Regions from separate parts of the Homo sapiens genome. Here region 2 is linked to region 1. Evidence: read pairs that join two places in POLR2A ChIA-PET (ENCODE). Cell type or tissue: PC-9. All regions are shown on one strand.

What was found. Peaks named below come from ENCODE experiments on the same cell type or tissue, not always from the same donor. Only the 100,000 strongest peaks of a DNase experiment are listed, where the experiment ranks them.
Region 2: POLR2A ChIA-PET joins it to region 1 with 5 read pairs; 3 of 35 experiments call an interaction of 5 or more read pairs at or near these places.

What each region holds. Positions count from the first base shown.
Region 1 is chr1:212,496,543-212,500,542 of GRCh38, reverse strand. No RefSeq gene overlaps it. Among named protein-coding and RNA genes, the nearest start is that of LINC02771, 26 kb to the right of the region's middle. In PC-9, no CTCF peak of the experiment used is centred here; a DNase peak (open chromatin) is centred at 2,122.
Region 2 is chr1:212,439,196-212,443,195 of GRCh38, reverse strand. It overlaps NENF (neudesin neurotrophic factor), which reads right to left. Exons shown (of 4, transcript NM_013349.5): 2 at 571-631. Among named protein-coding and RNA genes, the nearest start is that of NENF, 8.3 kb to the right of the region's middle. In PC-9, no CTCF peak of the experiment used is centred here; no DNase peak of the experiment used is centred here.

The DNA.
Region 1 (4,000 bases):
AGCCTCCTACTCCCCGCACTTCTCATTGTGACCAGCTGTGGATGCCAGCATACCAAGGGACACCTTAAGTTAGGAGCCTGCGTCCCAGGAGCATCCCAGAGAAAAACTAGGAGGGGACCCTAAAGGCCCCCTTTGTTATAGACAAACTGAAGCCCATGCTTCCCTGGCTGATTCTTCTCTCCCTCTTTGCTGGTTTCTTCTCACCTCCTCACCTCCTCTCTGAATGTGGATGTGCCCCAGAGTTAGTGCTTGGACACACCCACACGGCCCATCTCAGCGATCTCACCCAGGACTGTGGCTTTATGTAACATGTATAGGTACATGCAGATGACTTTCAAATGTGTATGTCCAGCACAGACCCTCTCCAGAACTCCAGACTCATTCATCCAACTGCCCACTCATGGCCTCCACGGGGAGGTCTAAGAGGTATCTCCCACCTCACAGGTCCAAAACAGAGTTCCTGGTCTTTCCTCCTCCCACAATCTTCTCTACTTGAATTCATGGCATTTCCATCATTGCTCAGGCCAAAAGCCTTAGAGTGACACCTGGCCTCTGTTACTCTCATCCCCACACCCAATCTATCAGCAAAACCTTCAGGCTGCATACAGATTCTGACCACTTCTCCCCATCTCCCCCACCACCCCTGCCTAGTCTGCAATACTCTCCTTACAGGTCTCTCGGCCTCCACATTTGTGCTTCTGCAGTCGGCTGTGAACTAACTCAGCAGCCAGACCACCCTGGGAAGGCAAAAGTCAGCAGAGGTCCCTCCTTAGCTCAAAGCCCTCCAATGGTGTCCCCTTCCATTTGGAGTAAGAGCCAATGTCATCACAACAGCCCATGTTCCCTCTCGCTTTCAGCATCTAGCACTGTCTCCCTGCTCACTCTGCTCCAGCCACAGTGGCCTCAAATTCACTAGGCAACGCTCCTCCCTTGGGGCCCTTGGCATTGGTGTCTTCTCTGTTTGGGACCCTTCCTCCCGGTGTCTGTGTGGTTATCTCCCTGCACTACTGGGCATTTCACGTCTTTAGTCAAATACCACGTTTTGGCCAGGTGCAGTGGCTCACACCTGTAATCCCAGCACTTTGGGAGGCTAAGGTGGACAAATCACTTGAGATCAGAAGTTCGAGACCAACCTGGCCAACACAGCAAAAACCCCGTCTCTACTAAAAATACAAAATTTAGCCAGGTGTGATGGCGTGTGCCTGTAGTCCCAGCTACTTGGGAGGCTGAGGCAGGGAAATCACTCGGACCCGGGAGGCACAGGTTTCAGTGAGCTGAGATCACACCACTGCACTCCAGCCTGGGAGACAGAGCAACACTCCGTCTCAAAAAAAAAAAAAAAAAAAAAAAAAAAAAAAAAACCACACCTTTTGGTGGGGTCTTCTCTAACCTCCTTAATTAAAACTACACCCTTCTTCTATACCCTCCTTTTGATTTTTCTCCATGACATTTATCACAATCAAACATACTAAATGCTTACTATATTTTGTTTATTATTTGTCTCTTCTGACTTGAATGTAAGTTATAAGTTATCTGAGAGTAGAGATTATTGTCTCACACATAGCAAGTGCTCAGTAAATATTTGTCAAGTGAATGAATGAACAGAAATCAATGGCTCTGGTGTATCTGTATTGACTTTTCCCGTGAGTACAATTGCACTTAGCACATCAAGCTGGGTGCCAATGAATAGAAGGACAAAAGAAACACCTTACACCATCATGTTCAGTTGTTCCTTCGGTTGAGGGATGCTGAGGCCCAGCAAGAGGGAGGATATCCCAAAGCATCACAGCACGTTGCCTTTAGAGCTGGGACTGAGACCTAATCCCCAAGTTTCCCAGACAGGGCCTGTCCTCTGGTCCCCCTCCCGCCCACGACCACAGAAAGGTCACTGCTTTCTGGCAACAATTTTCAGTCTCCTGAGCTATAAATTTAGAATAAGGAACCTACAGAAAATAAGTAAATTAGGTATGAGGAGGCGGTATTTTTAGCTTTGCTGGTTTCCAAGTGCATGCATCTATACAAAGCTCGGTAAGTATGGCTATATATAGGCATACTTATCAGAAAGCCAGTTGAGTGAGTGGTGGGTCAGCTTTTCTGGGGGTGGCTGAGTGAGCCTGTTGCAACACAGATGGTTTTGAGCCAGAGTGGCTAATTCCAAGGAACTGGCGCTGCTTGAGTCATCTGGAAGCTCCACACCTCGCTTCAGGAGTTCAGAAAGAGTGGGAGGAGTTAGATCCTCTTTTTCCTTCTCAATCAGCCAGAAGCACCAATGAAACCCCAAGGTCCACCCAGCTAGTAACTGAAAAAAGCTTTTATGGTCAAAATCTCCCTAGTGCTCAATTGTTCTCTCCTTGGGGGCAGATGGGGATTCTGAAGCGGGGGCCTGAGCAGAAACCTGGAGCTTCTGCATCCCTGATGGACCCGACAAGCCTCTCTGGGCTTTGGTTCTTTTGGCTACCAGGACATTTCTCAGATTTCAGACCAAGCCTGGGTGAGCATGGAGCACTACCTTCAGCCAGGCACTCTGTCCGCATATGTAAACTCGTTTTGTACAACTCGACTACGGAGATACTTTTATTACTTTTATTATTGTCCCCATTTTACAGTTGGAGAAAGCAAAGCAAGGAGTAGATAAGTAACATGCCCACATCTCACAGCACAAGCGCAGACCCAAGCAGTCTAGCTCCACAGCGGCTGCCTGGAACTATCAGCTTATGCTAATAGTTCCCCCTGACTGCAGGGCACGCAACCTGAGTCAAAGTCCAAACTATATGCAGCCTTCATTCCTTCAGCAAGTATTTACTGAGCATTTACTATATGTAGGGCATTTCTGAAGCTCTGAAGTTCATGGCTGGATCCAGGGTTGGATGCTGCAAACCTTTGGCTGGACACTGAGCTAAGTAATGCATGTGGAACAATCCCATTGGCTGCTTGTGGAAACTGAGTGAGGGCAGGGCTAGTTCCTCTCATTTGGGGCAGCCTGAGAGAGGTATCCTGACCCATGCAGTAGAAATAGAGGCTAGATCCCCCTGTGCAGAGCAAAAGCACCAAGCACTGAGGTTGGAGGAGACTTCTGTCCTCATGTAGCTTATGTTGGATATAGTGTGGGGACACAGGAAATGAACACAAACAAGTAAACAATATACTTCAAAATGGTTATAAAGGCTGTAAATTAAATGTAACATGGAAATGAGACTGTTATGGGTTGAACTATGTTTCCACAAAAAAACTAGGGGTTCTGCATGAATCCCTAGTACACTTATTTGGAGATAGGTTTTGTTGTTGTTGTTGTTGTTGTTGTTGTTGTTGAGACAAAGTCTCGCTCTGTCGCCCAGGCTGGAGTGCAGTGGCATGAAAAGATAGGGTTTTTACAGAGGTAATCTAATTAAAATGAAGTCAGTAGGGTGGGCCCTAATCCAATATGACTGGTGTCCTTATAAAACAGAAATTTGGAGACAGACATGTACACAAGAAGAATGCATGTGAAGATAAAGGTGGAGACTGAAGCGATGTTTCTACAAGCCAAGGAACACCAGAGATCGCCAGCAAACCATCAGGAGCCAGGAGAGAGGGCTGGGGCAGATTCTCCCCCACAGCTCCCAGAGGGAACCAACCCTGACCTTGGACTTGTAGTCTCCAGAATTGTGACACAGTTCAGTTCTGTTGCTTTTAAGTAACTCAGTTAGTGGCACTTTGTTACAGCAGCCACTGCAAACTAATATAGGGACAAAGAGTGTTAGGGGAAGAGCAGGATTTTGGCTACCAGATCGGGTAAGGTCTATCTGAGGAGGTGACACTGGGGCTGAGACCTGAATATTGGGAAGGAGATGGTTGTGGGAAAAGCCGGGGAAAATCCACATCCTAGAGATGGAAACAAACCTGCCATATCTGCAGCAAAGCTGAAAGGTGTGTGTCTGGAGCCAGGTGAGGGAGGGTGGACAGGTTCAAGCTGAGGGCAGAAGGAAGGCAGGGCCCCAGAGCAGGTAGGGACTTTCATAGT
Region 2 (4,000 bases), 57 kb after region 1:
GGGTAAATCATTAAGTTTGAATTTAATTCTACAGGCAATGGAAAGTCATGAAAGGCTTTTGAGTAGAAGCATGTCATTATCAGGGGAAAAAAGCCCCTGCTGAAGTAAAACACTGACAAAGATTAACTCAATCTGCTCATTTAAAATGGAAGGAAGGCCAGGTGTGGTGGCTCACACCTGTAATACTAGCACTTTGGGAGGCCGAAGCGGGTGGATCACAAGGTCAGAAGTTCAAGACCAGCCTTGCCAAGATGGTGAAACCCCGTCTCTACTAAAAATACAAAAAAATTAGCCAGCGGTGGTGGTGGTGCCTGTAATCCCAGCTACTCGGGAGGCTGAGGCAGAGAATTGCTTGAACCCAGAAGGCAGAGGTTGCAGTGAGCCAAGATCGTGCCACCGCACTCCAGCCTGGGTGACAGAGTGAAACTCCGTCTCAAAAAATAAAATAAAATAAAATGGAATGAAAAGGACTTGCCTAATGTTCCCTCCCTTTCCTCACACCTCCAAGTGCTGCTCACTCTGGCTTCTGTGCTCCCTGGAAATGAAGATTCAAAATGCCACACCACTTACCCTTTCCGGAGGTGACATCAAACACCACTCCCTTCACTGCCAAGTAGATGGGCTGATCTTCCTAGAAAGCAGGGGAGAAGCTGTGAAGAGGAAGGGAAGAGCCAGCTCTTCCAGTGCAACTTAGTAAAATCTTCTCCCATCACAAGCTGAGCAAAGAGCAGTGGGTCAAGTCCCAAAGGCTTTCTGTTAAGCCTGGTCCTTGGCGAGCTTGCCACCTGCCTGGGCAGCGTCATGCCCGCACACAGAAATTTGGAAAAGTCATAAAGTCTCATGACAAGAATGTGGCAATTCTCTCCTTTATAGAGAAAATCAGGGGCCAGGCACAGTGACTCACGCCTGTAATCCCAGCACTGTGGGAGGCCAAGGCGGGCGGATCACCTGAGGTCAGGGGTTCAAGACCAGCCTGGCCAATATGGTGAAACCCTATCTCTACTAAAAATACAAAAATTAGCCGGGCATGGTGGCACATGCCTGTAATCCCAGCTGCTCGCGAGTCTGAGGCTGGAGAATTGCTTGAACCCTGGAGGCAGAGGTCGTAGTGAACCAAGATCATGCCACTGCACCCCAGCCTGGGTGACACAGTGAGACTCCGTCTCAAAAAAAAGAAAATCAGGAACAGAAGCAACTTCATGGAGATGAAAATTCAAAAGAATAGTAAATGATGAATTACTTATCAGTCCAAATTTCCTTTCCTCTTCATCAATAGACATACACGGATGTGACTGATATGAGCAATCTATTTTATATTTTGCTTCTTACAGGTAACATTCCCTCATATAAACATTTCCACCAAAATGACTGTCATTTAAACAGCTCCATGGGGCCCCATCTTTTTTTTTGAGACAGAGTTTCACTCATGCTGCCCAGGCTGGAGTGCAATGGCGCAATGTCAGCTCACTGCAACCTCCACCTTCCGGGTTCATGTGATTCTCCTGACTCAGCCTCCTGAGTAGCTGGGATTACAGGCACCCGCCACCACGCCCCGCTAATTTTTTGTCTTTTTAGTAGAGATGGGGTTTCATCATGTTGGCCAGGCTGGTCTCGAACTCCTGACCTCAGGTGATCCACCCACCTAGGCCTCCCAAAGTGCTGGGATTACCGACGTGAGCCACCATGCCCGGCGTAGGGCCCCATCTTATATTAGTGATATTGTCTACCTATTTGTTTAGCTAGCTTTCTATTTTGGGTATTTGGGTGGTTTCCAATCCTTAGAACTATAAATGGCAGCATTATGAATACATGTTTCTATCAATTACTTTCTAATTTGGTGACTTATTTCATTGAGGCCTTTATTTAAAAATTTCTCTCCACCCAGTGAATGCATAGGAAAGTGCCCTATTTCAATATATGGAATTCCTGGGCCTAAGTATATGAAAACTTAATCACTGTTTATATTTTATTAGTTTGTCCTGTAACAACATTTATAGTGCTAGAGATATGTAAGCAATGCTGTTTCCCCACCGTTCTACTAACAATGGGCTTTACACTTTTTTTTGGCTCTATTAGCAGGCATAAAATGTTACCTCAGAATTTCCCCACCAAGAAAGAATTACACAAAAAAGGATGGCATGACTTTTCTAGCTTCCATCAAGTTGGGCTCAGGCTGGGACGATGGGTACAGTCCCAAGACACCCAAGACAAGATCTCTCCTTTGTCTCAGTGCCATCAGAGGTGCAGGGGCATCAGCCAGGTGGCTCACAGCCCAGGCGAGGGTGGGAGTCGCTGCTGGGTCCATAGGAATCTCAGGCTCTGCAAGCACCTGCTGCTTGGCCTTCTCTTTGGGGTGGGCCTTAGTGTTCTTGCGCTTGTGCAGCTTATGGTGAAGGGTTTTCATGATCCCATTTAACAGACAGAGGAGCTACTGAGGCTCAGAGAAGCTAAGCAACTTGCCCAAGGAAACACACCTCACTGCCTCATAACCACTCAGGCCTGCTTCTCTGCCTGTCATATGAGGGTAACGCCCACTTGCCTCGGGAATGCTGAGGAAAAGAGTGTACGTAATACCTAGCAGGCACGACACAGGAGCTCAGCAGAGGGCTGCCTTTTATTACTCCAAACCGGCTCCTAAAGACAGGCCCTAGAGGACTGCCATTGACTCTGTGGACACTTGCTCCACCTCATCTAACACGGGTCATTTGAAACGGCCTGGATTTCCAAGCCAGCAGACGGCATTTTTCTTTGTGATGATTTACCGCCTTTCCTTTACCAGGTTTCCTTATTCCTCAGCTTTGATTATTTATCAAGTGGGATTATGTATTTATATCAATTTTAAAAATATATTACAGCTATCATTTAACCCCAGTATTTTGTCATATCTTCCATTCTGTGGCTTTCTCCTTGATACTTCTTTTCTTTTTCCTTTTTTTTTTTTTTTGAGACAGAGTCTTACTCTGTCACCCAGACTGGAGTGCAGTGGTACAATATCGGCTCACTGCAACCTCCACCTCCCCAGTTCAAGCGATTCTCCTGCCTCAGTCTCCTGAGTAGCTGGGATTACAGGCACACGCCACCATACCCAGATAATTTTTGTATTTTTAGCAGAGACAGGGTTTCACCATGTTGGCCAGGCTGGTCTCAAACTCCTAACCTCAAGTGATCTGCCCGCCTCGGCCTCCCAAAGGGCTGGGATTACAGGCATAAGCCACCATGCCCAGCCGACACTTATTTTCTATGGGCAAACAGCCATATAAATATAACATTCACATACATAAGATAAACAAAAACATGCATCTTATCACTAACACTCTTTTCTTTTTTTGTGGGGGGGGGACGGAGTCTAGCTCGGTTGCCCAGGCTGGAGTGCAGTGGCACAATCTCGGCTCACTGCAACCTCTGCCTCCCAGGTTCAAGCTATTCTCCTGCCTCAGCCTCCAGGGTAGCTGGGATTACAGACGTGTGTCACCACGCCTGGCCAATTTTTTTTTTTTTTTTTTTTTTGTATATTTAGTAGAGACAGGTTTCACCATGTTGGCCAGGCTGGTCTAGAACTCCTGACCTCAGGTAATCTGCCTGCCTTGACCTCTCAATGTGTTGGGATTATAGGCATGAGGCAACACGCCCGGCAAACAATCTTTTTTTTTTATGAGAAGGAGTTTCACTCTTGTTGCCCAGGCTGGAGTGCAATGTCATGATCTTGGCTCATCGCAACCTCCGCCTCCCGGGTTCAAGCATTTCTCCTGCCTCAGTGTCCCGAGTAGCTGGGATTACAGACGTGTGCCACCATGCTTGGCTAATTTTTTTTTTTTTTGTATTTTTAGTAGAGATGGGGTTTCTCCATGTTGGTCAGGCTGGTCTTGAACTCCCAACGTGAGGTGATCTACCCGCCTCGGCCTCCCAAAGTGCTGGGATTACAGGCGTGAGCCACTGCACCCAGCAATCTCCTTTTTTTAACAGTAAAATTTTTATCTCCTCCTTAAACTACTTACTTGAA